Regions from separate parts of the Homo sapiens genome. Here region 1 is linked to region 2. The links are chromatin contacts, found by Hi-C or POLR2A ChIA-PET in ENCODE. All regions are on one chromosome and are shown on one strand. Each heading gives the region's core, a stretch centred on a gene start or an enhancer-like site at or near the end of the contact. The rest is flanking DNA. Distances are from core to core; before and after follow the strand shown.

Region 1 (6,822 bases), core at 505-3,004, 520 kb before region 2:
CTTGACTGCATTAGCATTTGTGAACTCCTGTTGTGAGTGAGCATTGTTATGATCCAGTTCTAGGGCTCTCTGAAAACTGCAATGTGCTGCCATGGCATTCCCTGGAGAGAGGTGGCACTTGCCCTCTCGTAGATGTCCCCAGAAGAAACCATCATCCAATTTCACTGTGAAAGTATCTCCATGGGCTTCGCAGAACCTTCCAAGTATCATCAATGTAGCTGCTCTATTACTATGATAGCTAGCATTTTTAGGGCACATATCTGTGGCTTTTGTTTAATAGTTATAAGCTTCGTTGTAATCTTCCTTGGCATAGTGTGCATTTCCTTGTTGCTTCAAAGACTGTGCTTCAGTATTTTAAATTACAAACTGGCAAAGCCACCCTCCTTTTATTGAGGCGATCCTGCCTTTTTGTTCTTCTCCATCACTGTCCTGGCAAGCCGTCTTTGCTTCCTCTTCATGGAGCAGCCCTGGCTTGGTTGCCGCACCACATTGCACGATGGGGCAACTGACAGTTTCTTAAAAAGGAAATTATATCCCTGCCATATGACGCAGCAATTTCACTCCTAGATATTTACTTAAAGGAAAACAAAGTATGTATCTATACACACAAACTTGTAGATGAATATTTATAGCAGCTTTATTTATAACAGCAGAAACCTAGGGAAAGAAGGCTTCAATGTTTATGTTCAGGTGAGTGGATAAACAATTTTTGGTATGCCCATATAACAGAATACAAATCAATGCAAAAAGTGAACTATTGACTCACACAAAACATGGAAGAATCTCAAAATTATGCTGAGCGAAAAAAAATATATTTTTTCTCAGAATGCACACTATATTCCATGTATGTAAAATTCTAGAACACCAACTAATCTACAGTGTTAGAAAACAGATCAGTGGTTGCTTGGGGACTCAGAGGTATGGGGAGCAGGGAGAAGAAGGGGGTATTACCAACGGACATGAGGAAACTTATGATGCATATTTTCATTATCTTGATTATTATGCTGGGTGTATACAAATGTCAAAGCTTTTCAAGGTTTATAGTTTAATTATGTGCATTTTATTGTATGTCAATTTGGCCTCAATAAAGCTGTTAATAAAAATTTTGTCAAGCTTATGTTCCCCAGTAAATGAAATTTACTTCAAGTCACCAACAAAAAAACGTACAAGGTCCATTTTTCCTCTGTTCTGTGTTTACAACTGACAGTTAATATGAAAGACAGAATATCCAAAAATTCTATCTGCTGAGGGCCACAAATTATCAAGTCTCTTGTCAAGGGTGGCCAGCCACTGGTTAGTGGCTCAAGACACAAAATGCAGAACCAACACATTCAACTGACCATGATCATTTCTCCAGGGGTAATCTCAGTTCAAGTGTGCACTTCTGCCAGTCCAGACACTTGCTTCTTTATTATTATCCAAATGCTTGCACACATCTCACAAACTGGCACTAGTTCACCGATGATGATTTGGCCACTTTGGGAGAATTCCATATGTTTCCAAAATTGTCCATCTTACAGTGTTCTTAGAGCAAATGAAGTTTCTCTTCATTAGGACAGTAAAGTCCTAATGTTGAATGTACTATCTTTTTTGATTGGAATAAAGAAGCTTCTAAATAAAATTCTGATTCTCTAATAGCTTTAATTACAAGGAAAGCACCAAAAATCCATAGCTTATTACAGTCTGTCTTTTGATCCTGTGGCAAAGGCCTACCTTGCCTCACGGCTACAGCAGCCACTGCCAAATTCATGGCCGTGTCTGCTGGCACAATTCCAGGGGCTTTCTGGGAGCTCGTGCTACACAATTTTGGCCCTTAACTGAAAATACTCATTTCCAGCAAGCTGGTTTACTCCTGTAAGATCATCTTACCTCTTTGCAAATTACTAGCCATTATTATAACACTTTATACCTTGCTACTTCCACTCTCAGGAAAAGAAGAAATGCAAATAACTTGGGGTTACCTAATTCGTAACACCTCCCTAAAGTTAGATGCCACTTGGGCTAATTGAAATTTGGGGGAAGAAGCCTAAATTGAATGATTTTACCCTGAAACAATGTCTTAAAAATCCTAATTTGGCTAGGTTTATCCTGAATTAGAAGAATTAAATTTGTCATTACCAGGTAGAAATTTAGCATTTATGACAGAAATTAAATTTGGTTATAGAAAATTTTTAAAAATCTCTATTTCATGCACAATTAAGTCATGGACTGATCCATTTACAGCCACTAAAAAAGCATCCACCCCTACTAAGAGGAGGATCCAGCCTCCTGGTCTATCTCATTTGGGCAATGATGGAATGAATCATATAAGCTCCCAGACAAGGGTCTCAAGATAGAATTTAAAATAATTCCACTACAAGGATAAAGGAGATTATAGAATAGATTGGGACAGAAATAGGCATGCTAAGCCAGAATTCACACAGGAGTTCATTTGACTCTAAACCTATGCTCTTTTTTTTTTCTGATGAGATGGTTCAGAGTTTGCGTTTCAACTCACTAGCTTAGAGTCTGAACATTATTGCCTTTTATGTAAAAGAGGGATTATAGCGATCTTAAAGGGTGAGAGAGCCTTTGTAAAGGCCTGACACTAGCGTTTGACTCATTTTATTTAAAATTATAGCTATTTATGTAGCAGAATGTCAGGTGATGTTGTGGAGAAACTGAGGAACCAACCAAAAAAAAAAAAAAAAGGTTATATACCAAATGATCAGTTTTCTGGCCAGAGAGAATTTGTATTGAAATTGGCAAGAAAGAGGCAGCAGGATTTTTGAACTGCCTGTACATGATTAAGTGAAAGTCAGAGGGAGTCAGAAAAGAAATTATACTTGCTTTCACAGCTCCGTTCTACAGCATTCTTCCACCACAAAAAAGCTTGCAGGTGATTTGTTCAGACCAGTTCTAAACGCCTGCAGAGGTAACAGCCCCACCTTTTGGAGATTATTACTTCACCTAACTCTGATGGGAGACAAGCTAATAGGACTTCCCATTAAGAGTAGTTCTGGATACTAAATTTACTCATTTTCCTCTGTAGTCTGATTCCACTTCTTTTTATTTTCACCAATGTTCAGTGATCTTGCTTTGACTTATTGTTGCTGTTGACCTTGACTCATGGCTTCAGGTTATTCTATTCACCATCTACCTGTCCCTAGTTCTTCTTCGCCCCCTCCCTAAAAACTTCCAAAAAACCTTTCTGAGAGTATGTTTCTAAGTAACAGCCTTCCCTGTATGTTACAGCCTCTAAGATTATGAAGTCAACACCGACATGCTTCTTTTGAGACAGATTTCATCATCACAGCAGTGAAAGAAACACAAGATGCGTTTTAAGGGTGACTTTTTGAAAGATGAAGATGGCTAGGGAGAAGTCTGTTGGATGGAAGATGAGCCCATTTGGCAAAGGATTAAATGAAGCAGCAAGTTTGATAAATCTGTTCGAGGTTTAAGAATATTCAGACACCTTTTCTTCCCAAGAAAATCCCCACACATCTCTTTTGGAACAAAGGCTTCTCTACAATGGTTCCAAATGATTCAGACATAACTTCCTGCATCTGTCACCAAAGGGATTTCTTCACTTTTAGTAAGACCATTAGCTGGCTTGCCAAATTCTTCAGCATAACAAAATTATACGTCATTTCTCTCTTGGGTATGCTGAAATGGTGAAAATTGCCCAGAGAAAATAGAAACTCTGATAAATGATTTTCTTACTGTTTTCAAAAGACCCAAACCTTTCTCTTATTAAATTGAATCTTTCAGGATGAACACAATCAAGACCATGGGGAATATCTCTATATTCTTAGAACACTTTCCAGCTAAAGTTTACAGATGATATTTCTTCAGACACAGATTTAGAATTAAATTATTTTTCTGAAATAGAACTCTTCTCTCTGAGCTTATGCGGAATCAGCCAATTTGACTATGTGATTTACTTTGTCCTTTTTATATGAAGTCCAAGAATTAAAGATGAAAAAAAGAACAGGTAAATATTGCTGTAAAACAGACGTTCATGTCATAAACTTGATACTGAGAAATAAATCTCTCTCCTCATTAGTGAACTACTTGAGGTAGAGACTTCGTTGACAAAATGGCTGAAATGCAGGACCTCTAGTTTCCTCATAAATTATGTTTCCAAATGATTGGATAATATTGTCAACACAAATATGTGGTGTATATATTTCCAAATCAAGATGCTTTGTGGTTGTCCGTAAGATACAGATTGAGTTGCATGACACCACTGCTAGACAGGTATGTGAGAAAATATATTGAACACTGAAAAACAATATTTTCTTTTTTTTTTTTTGAGATGGAGTCTCACTCTGTCGCCCAGGCTGGAGTGCAGTGGCGTGATCTCGGCTCACCGCAACCTCAGCCTCCCGGGTTCAAGTAATTCTCCTTCCTCAGCCTCCTGAGTAGCTGGGGCTATAGGCGCATGCCACCACATTAGCTAATTTTTTATTTTTAGTAGAGACGGGGTTTCACCATGTTGGCCAGTCTGGTCTTGAACTCCTGACCTCAGGTGATTCACCAGCCTCGGCCTCCCAAAGTGCTGGGATTACAGGTGTGAGCCACCACACCTGGCCAAACATTTTACATTTGAATGTTCTTCCAATAGAAACACTTGACGACCTTTACTAGAATAACTCTTTATATACCAAAAGCATATCTGGGCTATGAAGACAAGTTCTTTGAATTATTCATTTCCTGAACACAATTGTATTAGTCTGCTTGTGGTACTATAATAAACTAGAGATTGGATGACTTAAATCAGAGACATTTACTTTACACAGTTTTGGAGGTTGGGAAATCCAAGATCAAGGTGCCAATAGATTCAGTGTCTGGTGAGGGTCTACTGCCTGGCTTGTAGTCAACTGCCTTCTCCCTGGGTCCTCACATGACAGAGAGTCAAAGTTCTTACTCTTCCACTTCTTAAAAAGCCATTAGGGCCGGGCATGGTGGCTCACGCCTATAATCCCAGCACTTTGGGAGGCCAAAGCGGGCGGATCATGAGGTCAGCAGATCGAGACCATCCTGGCTAACACAGTGAAACCCCATCTCTACTAAAAATACAAAAAATTAGGAGGGCGTGGCGGCAGGCGCCTATAGTCCCAGCTACTCGGGAGACTGAGGCAGGAGAATCGCTTGAACCCGGGAGGTGGAGGTTGCAGTGAGCTGAGATCGTGCTACTGCACTCCAGCCTGGATGACAGAATGAGACTCCGTCAAAAAAAAAAAAAGCCACTAATCGCGCTCTCATGACCTCGTCTAATCTTAATTACCTCCAAATCCTCACCAATAAATTCCATCATATTGGGAGTTAGAGCTTCAACATATGAATTGGGAGTAACGGGAGAGATAATGCAATTTAGTCCATAGCAATGATATGACAATATTTCATATCTCAACTGATATTTATACCCTTCTTTTCTAAAGTTCTATATCAGAAAAAAGAATTTCATGAAGAGGTCTAGAGATCGTTGACCTCAAATTCTGACCAGCTCTGCTGCTGGAACATCTGAGTTCTACCTTAGGGTGGACATTTGTTCTTTATGCCCAGGATATCCACTCTTCCTCATGTTGGTAACAATACCCCAATTTTGCTTTGGATGAACAACCGCATCCCCAGTTCATGTGCTTAGGAAAAGGTGACTCCTCTTTACTATGAGGTGGAGCCTACGCGAAAGAGCTCACCTCCACCCACCCAGGCCGCAGTCACTATGATTGTTTAAAGGATGGGATGAGCACATTGACCCAGTCTGAGCCAGAGAGAGAGAGTGTGGGAACCCCTAGAGTTATGAAGAAGCTGCAGGAGGCAATTCCCCCTCTGCAGAACTTGAAAGTAGAATAACGTAAATTTGAATAGCATTATGGACCACAGTGCAGCGCGTAGAAACGGACCCTAGTGGTATTCTCTAAGCACAGAATCCAGCAGTATCTAAAACTAGCTCTCTTCCTGGATGATTTCATTTCATCCAAAAGAGCATCAAATATTAAGTCACAGTTCAATTTTTAAATGGCTGCAATATTTAAAAAATCCTAATTGGCATTTAAGCTTCTCCACTATTTGAGAAGTAACATTTTATATCTTAATTAAATTATTATTAAAGACAAGTTTTTGGCTGGGCACGGTGGCTCACACCTGTAATCCCAGCACTTTGGGAGGCTGAGGTGGGCAGATCATGATGTCAGGAGATGGAGACCACCCTGGCTAACATGGCGAAACCTCATCTCTACTAAAAATACAAAAAATTAGCCAGGAGTGGTGGCACATACCTGTGGTCCCAGCTACTCAGGAGGCTGAGGCAGGAGAATCGCTTGAACCCAGGAGGCGGAGGTTGCAGTGAGCCGAGATGGCGCCACTGCACTCCAGTGTGGGAGAGAGAGTGAGACTCTGTCTCAAAAAAAAAAAAAAAATCCTGATTTCCATTTTTTTTTTTTTTTTTTGAGACAGAGTCTCGCTCTCTCGCCCAGGCTGGAGTGCAGTGGTGCGATCTCAGCTCACTGCAACCTCCGCCTCCTGGGTTCAAGTGATTCTCCTGCCTCAGCCACCCAAGTAGCTGACATTACAGGCATGATCCACCAGGTCCAGCTAACTTTGTATTTTTAATAGAGACGGGGTTTCATCATTTTGGTCAGGCTGGTCTCGAACTCCTGGCCTCAGGTGATCCACCCTCCTCGGCCTACCAAAGTTCTGGGATTACAGGCGTGAGCCACCCAGCCTGGCCTGAAGACAAGTTTTCAACAGGAACTTTCATTAATCTGAGAGAAAACAAAACAGCTTAAAGTTACAGAGAGGTACCTAAGTGTGCAATTTATAAGTTATATACATAAC
Region 2 (7,036 bases), core at 4,408-6,907:
TTTTTTTTTTTATTGCTTTTTTGGAGGAGGTGGATTTTATAAAATTACTTACAAATTTAAAAAAAACAGGAAAAAAGATAGTTGGAGTTCTGCTGCATACTTATTCAAGTACTAAAATTATGCAGGGAAATCGTTCTTGTATTAAAACTTAGATAATTAAAAATAATTATAAATGCCTTTTAACATGAACCTCTTTAATAATCTGTTTTAGATGGCCTAACTTATAGCATAGTGGGTTTTTTTTTAACTTCTTTTATTTTGAAATTATTATAAATTCACAGGAAGTTACAAAGATGGTACAGAGTGGTCCTGGGTACCCTTCACCCAGTTTTCCCCAATGGTTCCATCTTACATAATTATACTATAATGTCAAAACCAGGAAATTGAAATTGGTACAATGTGTGTATACAGTTCTGTGTCATTTTATCACTTGAGTAGATTTGTATAAGCACCACTGCAACCAAGATACAAAATTATCACCACAAAGCTCTTCTTCGTTACAGCAGAGTGTTATTCACTTATGCCTGTTACAATTATTTTCCTATATTGTTCATTTTAATTTTCATGTTTTGTACATTTATTATCTTGTTTCCTCTTCTTGGCTTTTATTTCTCCCCCTTCCCCCAACCCATTCTTTATTATAAGTTGCAACCACGGCGTCTGAGATTTGAGTTTCAGAATAATGCAGATGTTTTATTTGAGGGGAAAGCATCATTCATATGTATCCAAGCAAAAGGCAGAGCAGTTTTACCTTTAAATGCTAAAAGTACTGGTTGGCTCTGTAGGACCCTCAGAATCAAAAGGAAACTCCTCCACACTTTGTCTCTGTCTTCTCCAGGACCCATATTTCTTGGCCACTTTCATAACGTAGTTTTTGAAAGATGCTCCCATAAAAACATAAAGGATTGGGTTGAGGCAGCTGTGAAAGAGTGCAATGCTTTCTGTGACTTGGATGGCGATGTCCATGCGTTTGCTCATGTTGCAGCTGGTGATCAGGGAGTAGATGATGTCTATGGCTCGGCAGAACTTGACAATGTTATAAGGCAGTTGAGTGACAATGAAAACTATAACGACTGTGAGCAGAACTTTTAGGGGTCGAGATATTTTAATGTTTGGCATCTTCATGAGTGTCCTTGCCGTGATAAAGTAGCACACCCCCATAATAAGAAAGGGTACTACAAATCCAATGCAGATCTCTAGCATTTGAATCAATGCTTTCATTGATGTTCCTAGGTAGCGGGGGAAAATGGGAATGCACCTAGCATTGTCATTTACTGTATAAAAAACCAGCTGGGGTATGCTCAGCAAGATGGCAGCCATCCAGACACAGAAACAGATGATCCAGCATGGTTTTCCCACTCCTGATTGGCTGGGGACATTAGTTACTGCCACATATCTGTCTATGCTGATGCAAGCCAGAAACTGCATTCCAGAGACAAAGTTTAGTGTGTACAAGGCTGAAGTTATTTTGCACATTATTTTCCCTAAAACCCACCCATGAACTGCATTAACAGCCCAAAAAGGCAGAGTGAATAGAAGGAGTAAATCTGCTACAGCCAAATTCAGGATGTACACATCTGTTTTGGTTCTCTGTTTCTTGTAATAGGCATAAATTGCCACTACCATGGAATTGCCTGCAAGTCCAATGACGAAAGCTATTGTGAGGAATACAGGGAGGAAAACTTTTGCAAATTCTCTGACATCTTCTTTGATACAGATCAATTCATATTGACTGTAGTCATAAGTGCCATTCATTTCATTTTCCTCATAATAATAATCTGTTGACTGGTTCTGTTCCAAAGCCATGGCTCCAATCTCAGATGGAAATGCAGAAATCACCCGTCTTCTGCGTCGCTCACGCTGGGAGCTGTAGACCGGAGCTGTTCCTATTCGGCCATCTTGGCTCCTCCAGCTGTTTTGTGTTTTTATTCTTGCTGACCCAGTCCTTTTTCAGACTCCACCATTTTTATTTGTTTGTTTGTTTATTTATTTATTTATGACAGGGTCTCTGGCTCTGTTGCCCAGGCTGGACTGTAATGGTATAATCTCGGTTCACTGCAACCTCCACCTCCCAGGCTCAAGCAATTCCCCTGCGTCAGCCTCCTAAGTAGCTGGGACCACAGGCACACGCCACAGCACCCAGCTAATTTTTGTATTTTTTAGTAGACACAGGGTTTCACCATGTTGCCCAGGCTGGTCTTGAACTCCTAAGCTCAAGTGATCCGCCGACCTCAGCCTCCCAAAATGCTAAGCTTACAGGCGCGTGAGCCACTGCGCCCGGCCTCCTTCCCCATGTAATGTCTGTCTCTATTACTGTTTTGTTCACTGCTCTGTCCCTGGCAACTGGCAGAGTGCTTGCAGCATGGCTGGGGCTAAATAAATGTGTATAAACTAAAATAATAAATGAAAAAAGAATAAACGTTGAAAAATAGAAAAAGCAAATCACTGCTTGTATTAGTTTCTTGTTGCTGCTCTAACAAATTTGTAAACAAAGCTACCACAAATGTAGTGGCTTAAAGCAGCACAGACTGATCTTCTTACGGTTCTGGAGGTCAGAAGTCTGAAGTCATTTTCTCTGGGCTACAGTCAGTCCCTGTGTCTTTTCCTGCTCCTGGCAGCTGCCTGCCTTCCTTGGCTCATGTCCTCTTCCTCCGTCTTCAAACCCAGCAGTGGAGCCTCTTCGGCCTCCCCATCAAGGGGCTAGAAGCTTTGATGTCTGGCTGCTTCCAGGGTTCACCCTTTTTCTATTTTAGTTTTATTCTACTAGAATATAAACTGCAGTGGGCAGGCCCTTTTCCGCTCTGCTCACTGTTGAGTCCCATGCACTCAGAACTGTGCTTGGTCCATGGTAGGCACTCAGTCAATATTTGTTCAATGCTAAATGAAGAAACTAGCTTTTGTCATGCTTCATTTACTTACCCTTATGTAGGTGAAATAACCCTAATTTCTATCTGGCGGTGCACACAATTCTAAAGCTGACACCACAGCTCTGAAAAGCACATGATCAAGGTACAGGCCAATCCCCTGGCCACAGCAAGTGGCCAGAAGTGGGCATGGGCCTAAACGAGTCTAATCAGAGTAAAGCCCAAACAAATGTTTTTTTTTTTCTTCTGGACACATCTGAGGGAATGGAAGGAGAAAGCCATGGCTACAGAGGCAGAACAGAGGCGCAGGAAGAAAGAAGCCATTGGTTTCACTACGGAAGCACTGCAAGAAGCTTCAGCTGCAGGAAGACCCATATCTGGAGTTTTCAATGATGTGAGAACAAACTATTTCCTTCATTATTCACATCAAGTTCGGGCTGCCTGGAGTGAAACACATTCTAAAGCCAGTAGGTAGCATCACAAGTGCAAAATGAAAAAGGCACCCACAGAACTGGGACAAATTTTGTTTCATTGCACTGAGACTAGAAGGGACGAGACAGCTCATGTGGTCTGTGTTCCTGCCTTCAAGGAGGAGTAGAATCAAGAAATGGAAGAAGCCTTGGGGCTTTCAGGTCACCCACGCCTGTGTCTGACCCTTGGCTGTACACCAGATCACCTGGGGAACTTTGTAAAAACAGCTTCCTCCACCCCATTCCATTGCGTTGAGCCAAAATCTCTAGGGGTGAGGCTCATTATCTGTTTCACAAACTCCAAGTGATTCTGAGGGACCATCCCTTAACAACTGTGAACTTTCCTTTGGTAGAAGGAAGCAGCATAGCAGATCCTAATGCTAATGCCGACATCAAATTCAAAGCACTGAATGTGTGTATCATGGTCTTAGAAGTATGTATAACTCATTTCTGAATCACTTTATTGAAGACCCAAATTAATTAAATACTTAGACTATGCATGAGAGTCTGAAGGCCTTTCTCCTGTGTGTAAAAGGAATCTGTTTCACTGCTAATTGCTTTTTGTTTTTTCCTTCCTGTTTCTCAGATAAAATTTGGAGAGTTGAGATGACCAGAGAAGTGACTACTAGATAAATGGACTGTTATGGACCATTTTCAACCTATTTTTCTTCCTTTCACTGTAAACAATTAACGGCAGCTTCAGATTTAGCAAATTCAAGGAATCAATGATGTTATCAAGGGCCAAGGATTTTTTATATTTTCACTTTGCCATCCTCAACCATTTACTTTGGTCCTCGGGCTTGTCCCAAAATAGTTCTCAAATGACTAACTGCAGTGAGCATTGGTCTTCACACAACAGTCACCACAGCTAGCAGGATGGAAGAAAAGACGTTCATCCTCAAATCTTGTTTAAGTTTCTTTCAGCAAGAAGAAGACTCTCCACCCTTATGTCTCCCTGGGCAGAATTAATATCTACACGCCCTTTCCTAAAGCAGACACCATCCAGGGGAGGCAGTGATCATGATGAATTTAGTCCAACCCTGACCCACCCTTGGTAGGGTGGGGGTTACTTACCAGCCACTCCTGAAGCATAGAATGCCTTGTAGGGGGTGGAAATCAGGGTTTCTGTCAGGAAGAAGGAGAGGAATGTGGAATGGCTTGGCTGGGCCAGTAATCAACAGTGTCTAACCCGGTAAGCAGGAATTGAAGAAAGACAAGGGGAAAGATTTCTCCAGCCACCTTGAATTAAGTAATGAAAACTTGAATTATGCAAAGTATTAGTAATCTCCTATATTCTAACACTTGGTTTTTTGTTTTTTGTTTTTTTTTTGGTACATGAAGTCTTGCTCTGTAGCCCAGGCTGGAGTGCAATGGTGCGATCTCAGTTCACTGCAACCTCCACCTCCCAGGTTCAAGCGATTCTCCTGCCTCAGCCTCCCGAATAGCTGGGATTAGAGGTGCCCGCCACCACGCCCGGCTAATTTTTTTTTAATTAAAACTTGGAATATTTTGAAAAACTCCTTCCTCCTAGAGAGCTACCAAATGAAAATTTTTTTCTGATTATCTTTTTGTCATTTTTGGAATTAGGAGTGCTTTAGATATCTGAATTCATTCAACAAGCATTTATTGAGTGGCTGCTATGTGCCTGGTATGGCTCTAAGTGCTAGAGATGAAAAGAGTCACCAAAGTCTTTGCTATCATGGAGCCATCATTCTAATGGGGTAGGCAGACAGCAAATAAACAAGTCCTGCATGTCACATAGTGTCAGGTGGTGTCAAGCGGTAGACAGAGAAGCTCAACATGAGAAAGGAGGGGAGAGCAGCTCCACACACTCACAAAATGGGAGTGAGAACTTCAAGCCAGTGGATGTTGCCTAATATAGGCCAATAACCTTCCCTCCATCCACACAAAAAAAAAGAGCTTTGGCTTTCTGCTTTCTCCCTTCCTTTTAAAACGCAATGATTTCCTTTTTTTTTTTTTTTTTTTAAGCATCATCCACCTCTAAAAACCATCCCAATTGCAAATGCTAATATTTCATACAGTTATCCTTAACCAGCCCATGCAGGTAGAAGGGCAGGAACATGTGCAGAATACTGGGCAAAGGGGAAGGAAGTGAAGATGACTCAAATTTCCAGACTTGCCTTGGATATTTAGAAAACAGTCGTTTTAGATACAAGTGTACACTTTCACTTTGAATACTCCCCTCTCCTCTCTGACAAAGATTCTCTGCTTGACCAAACTTTAGTCAAGCTTCTGAAACTTCCCCTTGGCCCACCTGTGCACTTCCTTATAAAATTCTGCTTTAGTAAAGAGCCCTGTTAAGTCAGTTTAGGAAGAACCCCCCACCCCCGGATATCTTGTCAGGTTCCTCATCCTCCACCCTCCCCCAGGTGTTGTCTGAGCACCCTGGCCTGTCATCAGCGAGAGTCCTGTTGGGTCAGTGTATTCAGATCCCCGCTTACCCCTGATGTTTCCTCGAGTAATTTTCCATCCATTGAGCCCCATCCTGCTCCTTGGCTATCCGCCCATGCTGCATTTGAAGTTGAGCCCAATCTCTCTCCCGTGACCCCATGCAGCAGTCCCTGTAGCTATCTCCAAGGTTCTCAGTAACGTCCGCCTTACTGTCTTCAGCAAGTTTCATTCGATGTTTTCTTCTTTAACCTCTTTACCATCTCCACACAGAAATACTCTCCTTTTAAATGGACATTCAGTAACTGAGAGTGACATGGCTGCTCTATATTTAAAATTAACCTAGGAGTATGTTGTCTCTGAAAAACTGCACACCAGATTGCCTCACAGATCACAGCTGAGACAGACGTCCTCAAGTGAGCCCTCACAGGCTGCGTGGGAAGAATGGAAGAGGGGGTAATGAAGTGGGAGAGGGGGCTGTTCTCTCTTAATACACCTTGGTGGATATTTTTCTGCCCTCCAACCCCATTTCAAGTCTGCTCTGATGGAGACAAGTGACGAGAGTGAATCCTTCATGGGCTGTTTATGATCTCACACGCACACGCACATACACACCTGGGTCAATGCATTCCCCCTCTAGGGAATGCAGTTGCATGAATGCTGCCCCACCCATCCAGGAAAGCTGCAAGTTTGAGCAGCTCTGGCTCTGGAACCAAAGGCCTTTGTTTGAGGAATTACCAGGCACTAAGCAGAGGCAATTCAAAACCGGTTCCACCAGTGTGGCAAGGGGACTGATTCAAACTCCTCACGGGTTTCTCTGAGTGTAACAGACACAAGCAGCCCAGTTTCCTTTAAGGAGTCACAGGAAAGGTCAACCTAGTCAAGTGGTAGGGGAAAGACATCACTGGAAACCATTAGTCATGTGGACGACACGGGGCCATAACATACCAAGAAAAGCCACAATTGAGGTATAAAGTTGCTAGGCATGAAAGACCAGCAGAGAAGTCTTCCCAGGAGAAGGGACATTTTAGTTTGCCAGAGGGATGGTTTAAGAAGCTAAACCTTTAAAAAATGTCTTAAATATCATAAAATTCCACTTAGGAAATCATCTTAAAACTTACTAGGGAATACTTATTAGGCCAGGAAAGAAAACTCTAAGATATTTGAATATATCTCATAGAGATTATGAATAATTTTTTAAAAGAAAATTGTGTTGACAGTTTCCACCAATATTGCAATACCCTGTTTATAACTGACTGAATTAAAACAAAATTATTTGGAAATTATAAAACC

What was found. Hi-C counts contacts between places; a loop is a spot of excess contacts on that map. ChIA-PET counts read pairs that join two places held with the same protein, here RNA polymerase II (POLR2A). Pooled maps may share reads with other maps.
Region 1: a loop to region 2 is called in a map of mammary epithelial cell, with 4 times the contacts of the local background. The contact joins two enhancer-like sites. A Hi-C loop is called at or near these places in 1 of 168 maps with a recorded cell type or tissue (mammary epithelial cell) and 6 of 50 pooled maps. POLR2A ChIA-PET finds 5 or more read pairs at or near these places in 3 of 52 experiments (AG04450, B cell and activated CD4-positive, alpha-beta memory T cell).

Annotation. Positions count from the first base shown.
Region 1 is chr6:139,331,708-139,338,529 of GRCh38, reverse strand. It overlaps the pseudogene LOC100129844. Among named protein-coding and RNA genes, the nearest start is that of CITED2, 40 kb to the left of the region's middle. Within about 2 kb of position 1,754, at least 8 of the 41 ENCODE cell types and tissues checked have a DNase peak (open chromatin) inside an H3K27ac peak, as active enhancers do; they include mammary epithelial cell, where a contact is called at or near this core.
Region 2 is chr6:138,817,517-138,824,552 of GRCh38, reverse strand. The region is part of intron 4 of ECT2L (epithelial cell transforming 2 like); the gene reads right to left. It also overlaps the pseudogene ACKR4P1. Among named protein-coding and RNA genes, the nearest start is that of ECT2L, 25 kb to the right of the region's middle. Within about 2 kb of position 5,657, at least 11 of the 41 ENCODE cell types and tissues checked have a DNase peak (open chromatin) inside an H3K27ac peak, as active enhancers do; they include mammary epithelial cell, where a contact is called at or near this core.